2 separate regions of the Homo sapiens genome follow, and region 1 is linked to region 2. A link is a loop called in an ENCODE intact Hi-C map of the cell type or tissue named here. Cell type or tissue: thyroid gland. All regions are shown on one strand.

Region 1 (8,000 bases), 94 kb after region 2:
GGTGCTGGCATTCCATGGCTGTGACATTCGTAGTGTTGGCTACACACGGGGCTCCTGGCACTCCCAGACAGGGCTTCCCATCACCAGCCAGAGGGCCAGGCCTCAGAATGGTGAGGTCAGGGCTGCTGTCTTTTGAGTCAGCCCTGGAAGGCAGAGGTGCCTGTGGCCACTTGCGTCACTTCCCCGCGTTTGTGGTGGGAAGGGGAGAGATAGATGGGTCTATCTGCTGAAGAAAGGGGAACAGGAAGAAGAAACCCTAGGCTAAGGCAGCTTTGCTTCTCACTGTATTCAAAATCAAGCCTTTGAAAGCCACAGCACAGCTGCCTTTTCTTACGGGGAAATGGCTCTAGCTTGATTGGAAACTATGAGAGGAGATCTTTCCGAAGCTTCTAGAATTTTCTTTCCATTACTTATTTTTTATAGACAAGTATGAGAAAGCTATTACCTCCTGAGGAGCAATAGCCTACATGCGTCAGAGACAGAGTGAGTGTATAATAGTAACCAGACAACGGGGTCTTTCTAATTAGAAGCTCCCAGCGGGAAGGTATAGGGGTAGGGCCAGGGTCAGGCACATCTGGTCCCATAGACATGTGCTCAGCTGGCAAGGACTGAGGATGGGGAGCTCTGGGAGCTACCCAAGGGAAGGGATGAGGAAAATGAGAGGCTTCACTGTGAGAGTCCCCGGGTTAATGGACTGACAGTGAATGAAGAGAGTCTGTGAGGCTCACACTACTTGCTACTCACCTCCGGCAAGTGGGAGATGGCCAGAGCTGCTTGCCCTTGGGTGGTCTGCAACAGAATCAAGGTTCAGTTCCAGAGACCTGGGAAGGCACACAGGAGAAGGCTGGGCCCTGCATCCTGGTGGCTGCATCTCACTTGAGTTAGAAGTCCTTCCTTCCCACCTTCACAGGTGACATGGTGCCTCTGGGGCCTGACCCGCTGCTTAGACTCATCTTAGATGAACATTTCACAGATCAGGTAACTTACAGGCTTTGGTTTAACAGCTGCTCATCCCAGCCCCGCAGCACAGAGTTTCAGTGATCATTATGGGTGTGGCAGGCCGGCCCCTTCAGCAAAAGATGCCGTCCCATGGTGGCTACATGGTGAATTGAGAAGAGCATGGGCCTTAGATGGATTTGATTCCAGTTCCTACTTAGCTTCTTACTAGCAGGGGACCACAGGCATGTTTCTTAAACTCAGCCTCAGTTTTGTTATCTGTGAAATAAGAATGACATACATAGTATGTAAGAGAAGGTATGTGAAAGTACCCAGCACAGGCTGTTATTAATAGGTCAGGACCCCTTGGGGAGAGTACAGCGGGAGCAGACAGGCCAGGGAACGATGCCATGATGGAAAGAGGATGTCAGAAGCTGGGTGCGGTGGCTCACACCTGTAATGCCAGCACTTTGGGAGGCCAAGGCGGATGGATCATTTGAGGTCAGGAGTTCGACATCAGCCTGGCCAATATGGTGAAATCCCGTCTCTACTAAAAAATACAAAAATTAGCTGGGTGTGGTGGTGCGCACCTGTAATCCCAGCTACTTGGGAGGCTGAGGCAGGAGAATTGCTTGAACCTGGGAGGCAGAGATTGCAGTCAGCCAAGATCGTGCCACTGCATTCCAGCCTGGGTGACAGAGGGAGACGAAAGAAAAGAAAGAAAGAAAGAGAGAGAGACAGAGAGAGAGGGGGGAGAGAGAGAGAGAGAAAGAAAAGGAAGGAAGGAAGGAAAGAAAGAAAGGAGGATGTCAGCTGTGCTGAGGGGTTGGAGGTGGGAGGCTGGAGCCACGCCAGCTCCTCTTGGCAGCCAGAGCCTGACATTGCATCGGTTCTGTGGGATTGGAAAGTGGAAGGAAGTGATGGCAGGTTGTTCAGGGTGGCGTGTCTCCCACATGGCTTGCTGAAGGGAGGAAGGTAGGGCAAAGCTCTGTCACGGAGGGGGGGCCCTGTTGTGTTCCGCGGGGTGGTGATGTGACGTCGCGGCAGCTGTGAAATTCCCCAGCCAAACCCAGACACCCACAGGACAGTGTCAGATGGTGTCAGAGTCATCCCTCACTGGGCCTCAGTTTCCTCATTTACCAAAGGAGAATCCTGATCCACCCCAAGTCTGCTACACTTGAACGTCAGGCAAATTCTGGGTGGGTTCTGACCAACCAGTTCCCACACTCCCAGCCACTCAGGGACAGTGTGAAGATAAAACCGGGAGGTGGGTAACAGTGAACTTGAGAGAGAGCCAGAGAACTGACTGAGGGACAGTGGCTTCGACCCCAGAATTCACCCCTGTATTGTCTCTACAAGGTGAGGGCCATTGACCTCAATCTCCTCAATTTCATTGTTCACTTATCCTTCCCAGGGGGTGGGAGGAGGAGGGCATCTGGGAACATATGAGAAGAATGAACACATGGTCTCACAGGAGGAACACAATGGGACAGACCTGGAATTTCTGTTTCATTCTGTACATACTGACTGTAGGGTGTGAGGCAGGTTGCTAAACTTCTCTTAGTCTCAATAGTCTCACCTGTAAGATGGGGTAATAAACTATCTTACAGACTTCTGGTTTGTGAGAATCATATGAGATAATGTATGCCAAGTACTTGGCACAGAAGAAGTGCTAAGTAAATTCTAGGTGTCCCTGTGCCCAGTAGCGGTTTATCTCCTCTTTTATGGTAGAGGGGGCTACAGCCCTTCATCCCTGCCAGTTCACTCGTTCATTTGACAAATAGATATTTACTTCTTGCTATGTGAAAAGCACTGTGGCAAGTGATGTGGGGCCTGGACTGGTCTCTATGTGTCCTTGGTCCTTGGGATCTAAGAGAATTCTTGTCTTCCCGATCAGTAGTATATACTGGCACCATGGGTAGACGCCTGTCCCTCCAGCTGTGTTGTTACTTCCTTGAGGAGACAGACCATGGCTTGTATTTCTTTGCATCTCCCATAGCATCAAAGAAGCATCTTTTCCATAGCAGCTTTCCATAAGCAAATGCGGCTCTGCTCATTCACCAGATTCATAGTCAGTGCCTGAGTGCCAGACGCTTTCACACTAATCTCAAGACAAGCCTGTGCAGTAGGTATTGTTCCCATTTCACAGATGAGGAGACTGAGGCTTAGAGAAATCTGAGTTACTTCTCCAGGAGGGCTGGCTAGACACTGGCACAGCTGCAATTTGACCTCTCATTGTCTCACTCCGAGTCCGTGCAGTTAGTTCCACTCTGCAGGGCTGGATGCTCACTTCTTGGTTAGAGAGGCTTTGGGGAGGGCGTGGTTGTTCCCTTTCTCACCCTGAGAACTACTACACATCCACCTCCACTTCTGTGTCTCTTCCAGAATGTCTGTAAACCTGTGGAGGAGACACAGCGCCCGCCCACACTGCAGGAGATCAAGCAGAAGATCGACAGCTACAACACGCGAGAGAAGAACTGCCTGGGCATGAAACTGGTAAGCGCCCGTCCACCCTCAACCTGGCCCCTGCTCCACCACCCGCTTCGGGTTTGGCGCCTCTGCCCTCACTCTGAATTCTGTGGCTACTCCCTGGCAGGTCCCCTCCCTTTCCTCCGGCCTCCAGAGGCCTCCGGGGTCTGGAAGGCTGATAGCCAGAGCCCTCAGTGGCCTCCATGTGCTTTAGGGAAATAGATCTGACTCTCATTTTTTGCTTGTGATTTTGGGAAGCTCTTTTAACTCCTCCTCTGAGCTTCAGTGTAAACTAAGTGATTAAACGGTACGTAATGACCAAGGGCCCAGTATTGCTTGGCCTCCAGGGAGCCAGGACAATGGGACTTAGTTGCTCCCCTTCCTACCCCTTCGATTGTGAGAGAGGGACATACTCTCTCAGAGAGGGGAGGGCACCCAACTTAGCACCCAGTTGGGAAAGGCTGTCTTCAATAGGGAGGGGAGAAGGTAGAAAAACACTGCCCCCTGCTGGTGGCTGGCATCAGCTGGCTCTTTGGGGTTCAGCCAGATGGAGCACCAGAAAATCCAGTCACAAATGCACCTAGGTTTAAGTCTTAAAGGCTGTTTCTTAGTAAAGAGATACAGGAGGAAATCTAGTGGGCTGGTTCTCCAAGGCCCTCATTATAGAGCCTTCCTGCTTCCTGCCTGGTTCAGAGGTACAAACTAGAGTGGCTACCCCACACCCTGCCTCTTACAATGGGCACTCACCAAAGGCAACTGGTTACAGGAGGTTTAGGGAGCTGGCCTGAGCCTCCTGGGAGGGAAATCCACTGCAGCCCCACAGGTCCTCTTTGGTAGCTGGATCCTGAGGGTCTTCTCCCAGCCCACTATGGGGAAAGGGATCTCTGCTCCTTCCTCCAGCTCTCCCACGTCAGCAGAGGCAGGAAAGAACTCAAGGAGACAGGTGGGTGCTGCTGGGGCAATGGCCCCGAGTGGCAGATATGATCATGCAAGGCGGACGGCCCTGACCCCCTGTGACATGCCCCCGCTGGCAGAGTGAAGACGGCACCTACACGGGTTTCATCAAAGTGCATCTGAAACTCCGGCGGCCTGTGACGGTGCCTGCTGGGATCCGGCCCCAGTCCATCTATGATGCCATCAAGGAGGTGAACCTGGCGGCTACCACGGACAAGCGGACATCCTTCTACCTGCCCCTAGATGCCATCAAGCAGCTGCACATCAGCAGCACCACCACCGTCAGTGAGGTCATCCAGGGGCTGCTCAAGAAGTTCATGGTTGTGGACAATCCCCAGAAGTTTGCACTTTTTAAGCGGATACACAAGGACGGACAAGGTAGGAGAAAGAGTGAACCCAACCAGACCGTTCCCTTCCTACCTGTGTCCAAGCCCACCCACTAAAACTCCTGCCGGCCTTGGGTGGGAGCTGTGGGCTTCTCCTGAGCACCAGGGGTCCAGCTGCCCATGTGGTGTTCAGATCTGTGGAATCCGGGCAGGGAGGCAAGAGCAGAGTCCCTGACTCTGCATGTGACTTCAGGAAAACCACACCCTAGGCTCCCATTTCCTGATCTGTGCAATGGGAGGAATCTGCCCCACCATTCCTAATCTTTCAGGAGATGATGTGAATGGAATCATGCTTTAAACTCTGAGCAGACACCCAAGATAAAAGGTTATTGCCCTGTTCATTACTGTCATGTTCATTTCATTAAAAGGCCCGTGTCTACTTCCAGTTGTACGTACCCCACCTCTGCATTTCCAATCCTTTCCCGCAAGCCTGGGCCCCGCCCTTCTTTTCTGGGAAGAGCTCCCAGCACCCTCTCTTGGTTTGCAGTGCTCTTCCAGAAACTCTCCATTGCTGACCGCCCCCTCTACCTGCGCCTGCTTGCTGGGCCTGACACGGAGGTCCTCAGCTTTGTGCTAAAGGAGAATGAAACTGGAGAGGTAGAGGTAGGTCTGGACCCATTGTGCAAACCCAGGCCTTAGGGCACCCTGGGTGGGTGCAGGTGGGTGTTGTCCTAACTACCTCACATAGGTGGGAGCCACGCAGCACGGGCAGGAAGGTGACTGTTGAGAGAGTGAGCAGGGGTGGGTGATGGGCCTGGGGGTCAGTGTTTCAGCCAGGACTCTGAACACCCTGGGGTAGCACATTAGGGCCTGTGTGTGGCAAGGCCTGTGGAAAGAAAGGATTTCATGTGCTTTATTTCTGAAAACTCAGGGAGGAGGGGGACCAAGAAACTCCCTGTGCTCAGGCACAGGCTGTTTTTGCTTCAAAATGGCCCGAGGGCTACCAAGCTCCATCTCTGGGCTCCACTGGGTATAGACGTTTTTGAGCCATTTGTCCTCCCTTTTCTTGACCTCCATCCCCCAAGGGGAGCTAACCAGTGTGTAGTCTTGTGGCATAAACTGGAGTAAAACCAGGCCGGTGCCACCCATGGCCTGAGAATGACCAACAGGGGAAGGTCTCAGTGTTTGTCACACTGTGTTCAGTGGAGGCCTAGAGTTTTAAGGAGTTTTGGGAGTCACTGCGGAGATTTAGGGATCAAGGCAGCTGGGACTCTGTCCCTTCTCCCCATTTCAGCAAGGGCCGCTCTGCTCCCATCTGCTTTCTTTATTGGCATCTGTGCAGAATATGTTTGGAAAAAGTACTCCATGGACAGTAGCTGAATGCTGCTGGCCCTGTGGAAAGCTCAGGCACTTTGAAGTGTGGAGACCTGGGCTCTAGTTCCAGTTCTGCTGCAATGAGCTCTGTGATTGTGATTACGCCACCTTCCCTGTGTGGACTTGAGGTTTCTCACTTATCCATAGCGAGGACCAAACCAGATAAACCTTAGTACTCTATTGTGCTCAAAGAGCTTAGGAGTCTCAATTGTTGGCCGCACAGGGCTTGTGCTCTTGGGTCAGCCTGATGGAAGTCCAAATTGCCTTCTGCCATCAGAGGCCAAGTCCTTTAGGGGTAGGCCTGGGCCAGTCAGGCTCTCATTATCTGCTCTGCCAGTCATGGGAGGTAGATACCCCAATTTCCCAGCAGATAACAGGCTGAGAAGGGTGGAAAGCTGTGCTCGAGGTCACACTGCTGGGAGAGGTGGAGTCAGGCCCAACCCCGGTCTCCTGAGTCCACGTTCCACTCCTCCACCTGCTTTCTGAGGGTCTGCATGTTGGGAGGCTGGGTGGTTCCAGCATCACTGTCAAGATCTCGGCTGCTACACAGAAACTTAAGATTATTGAGTTTCAAAATAAAAACATGGTTCATAGACTGGCAACTCTTGGTCATGAGATGCCAGCATTTGGAATTTTGTTGCTGCTATGACAGGCATGCAAAGCCCAGGCTTCGCTGATTCAGTCTGTTCAGTAGCAAACTGTGTGTGAATCACGGATGTGAACTGGGAAGGGGAAGGCAGCAGGGTCTCTCAGGTCGTGTCAACTTCTAACCTGTCTCCTATTCTGTTTCTTCCCACAAATCTCCCTCTCGCCTCACAGTGGGATGCCTTCTCCATCCCTGAACTTCAGAACTTCCTAACAATCCTGGAAAAAGAGGAGCAGGACAAAATCCAACAAGTGCAAAAGAAGTATGACAAGTTTAGGCAGAAACTGGAGGAGGCCTTAAGAGAATCCCAGGGCAAACCTGGGTAACCGGTCCTGCTTCCTCTCCTCCTGGTGCATTCAGATTTATTTGTATTATTAATTATTATTTTGCAACAGACACTTTTTCTCAGGACATCTCTGGCAGGTGCATTTGTGCCTGCCCAGCAGTTCCAGCTGTGGCAAAAGTCTCTTCCATGGACAAGTGTTTGCACGAGGGTTCAGCTGTGCCCGCCCCCAGGCTGTGCCCCACCACAGATTCTGCCAAGGATCAGAACTCATGTGAAACAAACAGCTGACGTCCTCTCTCGATCTGCAAGCCTTTCACCAACCAAATAGTTGCCTCTCTCGTCACCAAACTGGAACCTCACACCAGCCGGCAAAGGAAGGAAGAAAGGTTTTAGAGCTGTGTGTTCTTTCTCTGGCATTGATTCCTCTTTGAGTTCTCTTACTTGCCACGTACAGGACCATTATTTATGAGTGAAAAGTTGTAGCACATTCCTTTTGCAGGTCTGAGCTAAGCCCCTGAAAGCAGGGTAATGCTCATAAAAGGACTGTTCCCGCGGCCCCAAGGTGCCTGTTGTTCACACTTAAGGGAAGTTTATAAAGCTACTGGCCCCAGATGCTCAGGGTAAGGAGCACCAAAGCTGAGGCTGGCTCAGAGATCTCCAGAGAAGCTGCAGCCTGCCCTGGCCCTGGCTCTGGCCCTGGCCCACATTGCACATGGAAACCCAAAGGCATATATCTGCGTATGTGTGGTACTTAGTCACATCTTTGTCAACAAACTGTTCGTTTTTAAGTTACAAATTTGAATTTAATGTTGTCATCATCGTCATGTGTTTCCCCAAAGGGAAGCCAGTCATTGACCATTTAAAAAGTCTCCTGCTAAGTATGGAAATCAGACAGTAAGAGAAAGCCAAAAAGCAATGCAGAGAAAGGTGTCCAAGCTGTCTTCAGCCTTCCCCAGCTAAAGAGCAGAGGAGGGCCTGGGCTACTTGGGTTCCCCATCGGCCTCCAGCA
Region 2 (8,000 bases):
AGGTTAACTTACCCTGAGTCACAGCCAGTAAATGACAAATGACAGAGGTGGCTTCAGGTCGGGTCTGTCCACCTCCAAAGCCTATGTTCTTGGCCTATGCCAGGCAGGGGTTTACAACCTTTAAGGCACCACTCTCCCTTTTAACAGACATAAAAATACCCCCCTCCCCCAGGCCCCAGCTGACTGTGGGGAGCCGCTGCCTACCTTGCCGCTTCTGACCAGGGGATGGGTGGTACCCAGCGCGGACCTCCTCCCCATTCTCTGCTGGTGCCTACTGTAATCTGGGCCTATCCCCATCCATCATCCCATGGCCTCAATTCTAAATTCAAACAGCTCTGAACACCACAGGAGTTTTTCTTAACTGTTTTGGCCATAAAACCTGACCTAAATCGAATGAGGCTCTTTATAGAATTTATCCCACTTACGGTGAATGTTCTTGTGGTTCTTTGGAGATGTGAATGTGTTTGATTAGGAGTTGATGCCCTGCTCGGGCCATTCCACAATACACTGTGTGGGTACCAAATTGCCTTTCTGATATCAGAAGACGATTCTCAATTCAGAGCACATTTGGCCCCGTCCTTTTGGATGAAGGCTGCAGATCTGAGGCCCCGTCCTTTTGGATGAAGGCTGCAGATCTGAGGCCCTGTCCTTTTGGATGAAGGCTGCAGATCTGAGGCCCTGTCCTTTTGGATGAAGGCTGAGGATCGAGGTCCTGTCCTTTTGGATGAAGGCTGCGGATCCCAGGCCCTGTCTTTTGGATGAAGGCTGTGGATCGAGGCCCCATCCTTTTGGATGAAGGCTGAGGATCAAGGCCCCATCCTTTTGGATGAAGGCTGCAGATCTGAGGCCCTGTCCTTTTGGATGAAGGCTGAGGATCCCAGGCCCTGTCTTTTGGATGAAGGCTGAGGATCGAGGCCCCATCCTTTTGGATGAAGGCTGCAGATCCCAGGCTCTGTCTTTTGGATGAAGGCTGTGGATCTGAGCCCTGTCCTTTTGGATGAAGGCTGAGGATCGAGGTCCCATCCTTTTGGATGAAGGCTGCGGATCCCAGGCCCTGTCTTTTGGATGAAGGCTGTGGATCCCAGGCCCTGTCTTTTGGATGAAGGCTGTGGATCGAGGCCCCGTCCTTTTGGATGAAGGCTGAGGATCAAGGCCTCATCCTTTTGGATGAAGGCTGCAGATCTGAGGCCCTGTCCTTTTGGATGAAGGCTGAGGATCAAGGCCCCATCCATTTGGATGAAGGCTGCAGATCTGAGCCCTGTCCTTTTGGATGAAGGCTGTGGATCCCAGGCCTTGTCTTTTGGATGAAGGCTGTGGATCTGAGGCCTGTCCCAGCCACTTCATCTTCCACCCTCATGTTCCTGGCGGGGCAGGCTCCTTCGGCTGGCAGAGCCCTGGAACAAGCCTGTGCTCTGTTCAGAGTCAAGCTCCAGAAATAGCAGAGATGGGGTCACTTGGAGGTGCTGCAGGGAGGAAGTGGAGCTACATAGGCCTGTGGGTGAGGAAGAACTTTTCCCAGACACTCCCGACTTCTCAAACAAAGTGTTTGTTTCCAGCCTGAAAAGGGGAAGGAAGAAATAATAATGACCTTCAACCCCAGAACAAGAAAGTCCTCGGGAGATCATCTCCCCAGTTCCTCCGCCTCCGGGCAGGACCGAGGCCTGTTGATTCATTCTTGTTTTCAATAAGGATTATTGATTCATTATTTATGTTAAGTTTCTGCTGTGTGCCACACATTGGGTAAACCAAGAAGCTATATTCTTCTGCTTTTTCCAGTTGACCAGAGAGAGATTTTAGCTCCCCTCTATCCCCAGCTGTCACTGCCAGACACGCTCTTAGGTTTCAGGGGCCTAGGCTCCTTCCCAGGGCCTAGTCTCACAACTTCTCAGGTAGTAAAGGCCACGTTCCTGTTGCCCGTCCTGCTTGGCTTCCTGTCTCTCTTATCTCCTACTTAACTCATGCTGCGAGTGCATGTGTGTGAGAGAGGAAGAATAAGCCATGAGAACGAGAGACGGCTGGCTGACTGTACGGGGTCTCAAATAAGCCTAGAGACGGGACAGCCACCTCCACTCCCAGACTGATCCCCCAAAACTGTGGCTGTGAGGCTCCTCCCCTATTCCACTGCCACCCTTCCCCTCCCTCCCTCTTTCCTCTGTGCTATTAGATTCTTCCAACACCTGGTCCCTGTCTCCTGCCCACAGCATCCAGCAGATTCAGTGCTGTTTGGACAAGATGAACTTCATCTACAAACAGTTCAAGAAGTCTAGGATGAGGCCAGGTGAGCCCGGGGAGGGCAGATGCCCCTTCTCTCTCCTCTGTCTCCCTTCTTTCGCCTTTCTTCCTTTTCACTGGTGCTACCAGTGGCCACTAACCTCCAGCTAAGTGGCCGCTAACCTCCAGCTGGTGGTTCTTGGAGGCCCACTAAGCGGATGGTTCTGTGCAGCTGCTCTAGGGGCAAGGCCCCTGTCTGCAAGCTGCCTGCAGGCCAGTGGGGGACATGAAACCTTTACATGCCTGCCTGTTGCCACATGAGAGACTTGGATCACATGGTTGGGGGATCCAGTGGGCCGGGACCTGGGTGCTGTAGGAGAGGTGGTCCTGGAAAGAGATCTCGCACCTTGGCAGGGCACTTTAAAGTATAGAATGTCACTATCCGTTGTGTCCTTGGGACACTGAGACAGTCAGGTTTTCCAGAAAAGGGGGGGTCAGGAGAAGTCCCATTTTGAGTCACTGGGTCAGGCATTTTGGCTGCTTGATCCATTAATCCTCACAAGGATGCTGTGGCAGGGGCAGCCCATTTACAGGCTCGGGGGTGGGAAGCTGCTTGTCCAAAGTGACTGCCATTGTGGGGTAGTGCAAGGGTGGGACCCAGGGAGGGCTGGTGAGGGGGTTGGAGGGAGCCTGCGGAGGCTCCAGTTGACTCCTCAGGTTGGGGAACTAACACACCAGGAACCAAACCTCCCCCTCCTCTCCCAGGCCCCAAGCATTTCCTAATCTGTAGGCTGAAGGTCTTGGGCTTTATTGCCAAATTCTCTTCTCTCCTTGGGATTATCTAAAAACCACTGTCCAATAGAAATATAATGCCAGACACGTATGTAATTCTAAGTCTTCTAGTAGCCAATTTTTAAAAAGTAGAAAGAAACAAGTGAAATTAATTTTAATGTGTTATTCAACCCAATATATCCAGTGTCATTTTAGCGTGTAATCAATATAAACAAAATCACTAAGGAAATACCTTATATTCTTTTTGTGTTATCTTCAAAATCCCACGTGTATATATACACATAAATATATAACTTATTTCCTTAGCAATTCTGTTTATATTGATTACATGCTAATATATATATTTGAGACAGGGCCTTTGTCACCCAGGCAGGAGTACAATGGCATGATCACTGCTCACTGTCGCCTCAACCTCCTGGGCTCAAGCCATCCTCCCATCTCAGGCTCCTGACTAGCTGGGACTACAGGATGCTTTCCCATCACTTCATTGTTTTATATTTCACATATATATATATAATTCATATATATATTATTCACATATATATATTATTCATATATATATTATTCACATATATATAACATTTATAACACATCTCTATTGGGAAACTAAATTTTATATATGTGTGTATATGTGTGTGTGTGTGTGTGTGTGTGTATATATATATATATATATATATATATATATACACACACACACATACATGGAGCTGTGTGCAGTGGCTCATGTCTGTAATCTCAGCACTTTGGAAAACTGAAGCGGGAGGATCACTTGGGCCCAGGAGTTCAAGACCAGCCTGGGCAACATAGCAAGACCCCGTCTCTACAAAAAATAAACAAAACTAGCTGGACGTGGGCATGCGCCTGTAGTCCTAACTACTTGGGAGGCTGAGGTGGGAGGATCACCTGAGCCTGGGAGCTGGGAGTTCGAGACTGCAGTGAGCTAAGATCACACCACTGCAGCACTCCAGCCAGGGCAAGAGCGAGACCCTGTCTCAAACAACAACAATAACAAAACCTCTAGGCATCATTACCCTCCCCATTTTATAGATGAGAAAACCAAGACACAGAAAGGTTAAGTAGCCCAAGTAATCTAGGTCCAGCTGCTTTTAACTATCCCATTTTACAGCCTCAAAGGAGTTTTACTTCTATTGGTCTTTAAGAGTCCTTTAATAAAATTAAAAATGAACCCCTAACTGTTAAAACCCAGCGTGTTGAAAGATACCATTTTTTAAAATGCCCGGTGGTCTTCAGGCTCTCTCGCATGAGCCTCACGGGACTCCCAAGTGGCACCTGTGATGGATAAGGAGACAGGCTCAGCGAAGTGAAATCACTCGCCTAGTGCCGCCTGCCAACAGGAGGAAGGGCTGAGGTTTGTCCCAGGTCTCTCGGACTGCACACATGCTCTTAGCTGGCCGAGTGCAGGGCCCAGGAGGGGGACTCTGCTATGAGAGGAGTGGGATGGGGAGGCCCTCGAAGTGAACCGCCATCATCATTTCATCTTGGGGCTGCCGCCACCCTGGAGGCCCATTCCTGCGAAGACCAGGAGGGGGCAGCATCTCCCTAGTGCATGAGCCTTAGGGCCCTTCAGGAGGCAGCCAAGGCCATGAAAGCTTCAGCCTTTCTGGCAAAAGTGGCTGGGCAGAGCGGGGAGGTAGAAGGTGGTGGCCTGATTTCTCCAGCTCGTTGCAGGTAGCGCCCATGAACATTCAGGGATGGGACCACCCAGCTGCAGGCATCAGTCACTCTGGGAGGGTGCTGGATAAGGGGCTATGGTTGACCGAGCCTCCTTCTAAGCCCACTTCATCCACCAACTCCCACCTGAAGCATCCCCCACGTCCCCACCCCGGCCCTGCACTGCAGGCTGCCTTCCCCTGGGGCCCTCACACAATTTCCCCATGGCTTCTTGAGGCCCTGGCTTTGTCCTAATCAGCTATTCCGGTGCTAGCTTCACTCCTCTGCCCCTCCTGCTCCGCTGGGCGGTGAGTTCCCGTGAAGCAGCACAGGCTGGGCCGTCTTCATCTTTTAACTGTCTCTCGACCTTTGCTGCACACTGTTTCGTTGACTGATTGAATAGGTGACATCTGTTCTGTCTGTTTCCTCCAGGGCTTGGCTACAACGAGGAGCAGATTCACAAGCTGGATAAGTGAGTGGCCTGTCCTCCGGCAGGTGGGTGGGCAGGAGGGTGGGTGTCCTCAGGGCAGAGCGATTCTCAACGCCAGAGGAGAGGCAGTGAAGGGCCCTGTCCCGGACTGCAGCTGAGCAGAGTTGGGGATAACAGGTTATCTGGGGCCAGGGGAGGGAGTATGCATAGCTTAGTTGGAGGGAGACTTCTCAGATGCAATCTTGAAGTAACTGGATTTACTTCTGGTATGGACAAGACTGTTTGCAGGCTTTTTTTTTCTCTAGTTGTCCTCACTGATGCACCACTTACCACTTCCTGCTTCTGCCCTCTGCCTGAACCTTCCCTGCCTCCCCCCGCTCCTCTGTCTCCCATGTTTCCCGGACACACTCACGTCCAGGAGGCCCTCCCTGATTTAATGGTTATCTGGGAACTCACTCCCCCAGTTCTACAAGCACCCCGACCCCTTTTTGTCTCACACACACACGCACTCACACACCTTCTTTCCACGGCTGCCTCACTTTCCCTTCCCTTTCCTGAGGACTAAGCTTGAGCACATGTGTGTTCCCTGAGGACCCCCTGTGTGTCTCCCACGTCTCCCTGTTGATGTGGGCTTTGCTGGCCACTGCAACCTTCACAATCCAAGTGTGTGACCGTCCTTCCTCCTTTCCCAGAGACATAGCCCTGCTGTGGACGCAGGGCTTGGGCACTTACGACAAGGTGGTGACGGAGACTGACGGAGACTGAGGGATGGTGGGCTTGTGCATAGTGGTTCTGGCAGCTCATCTGCACCTTGGTTCTCTGTCGTTCTAGGGTGAATTTCAGTCATTTAGCCAAAAGACTCCTGCAGGTGTTCCAGGAGGAGTGCGTGCAGAAGTATCAAGCGTCCTTAGTCACACACGGCAAGAGGATGAGGTAACAGCCCCTCCTGAGCTCCTGGAGCCCAGGGCCTGGCCTGGCCCTTCTAGGCTTCAGAGGACCCAGGGCTTTGTGGAGCCCTGAGGCAGAGGGAGGAGTGAGTGAAGGGGTGTGAGCAGAGGAGTGGTTTTCTGTCCCTGGGTGGACCAGGCAGTTGGCTGGGAGATTTCTGTAGCTCAGCTTATTTACTCCTACAACACCTGCCCTATACAGTAGATATCATCACCCTATTTCCTAGGTGAGGAAACTGAGGCTCTGAGAACAGGTCTCCTCTGCACATCACATGGCTAGTAAGTGGCAGACCCAAGACTCGTATGTGGCTCTGCCTGCCTCTACAATCTAGATTCTTCAGGGCTTTTGAGGGGTAAAATCAAATCAAATCTGGATTCTTTCTACCGTTCCACCTGGTTATATTGAGAAGTCTCCTTTAGGAGAACACTAGGTGCCCCTGGGATAAGGACAGTGGCAGTGGCCCTTAAGTAGAACCTTCTGTCACACTGTCCCCTTCAGGAGTTTTGGGTTCCGCCTTCTCAGATCAGGCCCACTCTCCATCCCCTGCCTGTGTGAACACTGGCCCCTCCTGAGAAGAGAGGACAATTTCCCACGTGCTACCACATTCTGAGGCCTGTAGGACCTCACCTTGTTATGGGGCTGAGACCTTGGCACTCACCCGTCCTCATATCAGAATACCAATGCCTGCTTCTTCTACTCCAACCCACCACACATTCTGGTGTAATTGCTCTGGAGCAGGGCTTGGATGTCAGTGTAGTACAGCTTCTCCAGGTGATTCTAATGTGTGGCGAGGGCTGACCTCCAACCCCTGATTTAACAGCTCTGGGCCTTGGGGAAAATGTTCCTGTTCCTTCACTCCACTTAGAGATAGAAGAGAATTCACACTGGAAATGAGAGCGTGGGCAGTTCCCCACACTGAGAGCCCTGGTGTGGGCTATCCTCTGCCTCTCTGCAGCCTGACTGGTGCCACGCTCACCATAGGTGGCATGCGTCACCCAGCCCCAGCCACATGCATGTTGTTGGTGCTCCACACTACGGCTCTGAAGGGGGCCTCCCAGCCTCAGCCAGCTGTGTGCTTCTGCATTATTGCAGTGGGGCGGGCAAGCGTGGAGGGCACAGCTGGCAGGGCAGAGGCAGCGAGGGAGGCAAATACCCGGGACCCACCTGTGTCCATGTGTGGATCCGATGGCAGCTAGGCGAGCCCTGGGGAATGGGCTGAGTCCTGCTCTAATTCTAAGTCTCTGTGTGTTCTCTTGAGGGTGGTGCACGAGACCAGGAACCACCTGCGCCTGGTTGGCTGTTCTGTGGCTGCCTGTAACACAGAAGCCCAGGGGGTCCAGGAGAGTCTCAGCAAGGTGGGCATGGCAGAAGGATTCTAGGTGCTCTGGGGATGCAGGCTGGGGCGCTTGTTACCCATGTCTTCCCCTCCTCCAGCACTCCCCCTACCCAGCCACACATAAGCTGGCTACTAATTGCTGACCAAAGTATGGCTTCCCTGCAGCTCCTGGAAGAGCTATCTCACCAGCTCCTTCAGGACCGAGCAAAGGGGGCTCAGGCCTCGCCGCCTCCCATAGCTCCTTACCCCAGCCCTACACGAAAGGACCTGCTTCTCCAGTAAGTGCTGGGGAGAAAGCGGTTGTGTATCTGTGTGGAAGGGGGTTGCAGGGAGCAGAGTATGCTGAGGTTAGAGCCTGAGGGGTTTGGCGTCATGCCAGGCCTAGGAGGCAAGATTAAAGAGACTAGCTGGGTGCGGTGGCTCACACCTGTAATCCCAGCACTTTGAGAGGCCAAGGTGAGCGGATCAACTTGAGGCCAGAAGTTGGAGACCAACCTGCCAAACATGGTGAAACCCCATCTCTGGTAAAAATACAAAATTTAGCCGGGTGTGGTGGCAGGCACCTGTAATCTCAGCTACTTGGGAGGCTGAGGCATAAGAATTGCTTGAATC

Evidence for each region. A loop is a pair of places that touch in the nucleus more often than their neighbours do. Peaks named below come from ENCODE experiments on the same cell type or tissue, not always from the same donor. Only the 100,000 strongest peaks of a DNase experiment are listed, where the experiment ranks them.
Region 1: it touches region 2 in a loop (5-fold over the local background); 106 of 110 quality-filtered maps call a loop at or near these places.

The regions. Positions count from the first base shown.
Region 1 is chr1:206,579,948-206,587,947 of GRCh38, forward strand. It overlaps RASSF5 (Ras association domain family member 5), which reads left to right. Exons shown (of 6, transcript NM_182663.4): 3 at 3,322-3,432; 4 at 4,440-4,737; 5 at 5,233-5,348; 6 at 6,879-8,000. The coding sequence ends at 7,031. It also overlaps a transcript of EIF2D not described here. Among named protein-coding and RNA genes, the nearest start is that of EIF2D, 29 kb to the right of the region's middle. In thyroid gland, CTCF peaks have their summits at 3,917 (motif pointing left) and 4,120; a DNase peak (open chromatin) is centred at 3,894; H3K27ac peaks cover 628 bases.
Region 2 is chr1:206,485,713-206,493,712 of GRCh38, forward strand. It overlaps IKBKE (inhibitor of nuclear factor kappa B kinase subunit epsilon), which reads left to right. Exons shown (of 22, transcript NM_014002.4): 16 at 2,202-2,278; 17 at 5,107-5,146; 18 at 5,936-6,037; 19 at 7,311-7,407; 20 at 7,554-7,666. IKBKE-AS1 (IKBKE antisense RNA 1) reads right to left here. Exons shown (of 2, transcript NR_172918.1): 2 at 5,404-7,364. Among named protein-coding and RNA genes, the nearest start is that of IKBKE-AS1, 8.0 kb to the right of the region's middle. In thyroid gland, a CTCF peak has its summit at 4,541 (motif pointing right); a DNase peak (open chromatin) is centred at 4,559; H3K27ac peaks cover 2,247 bases.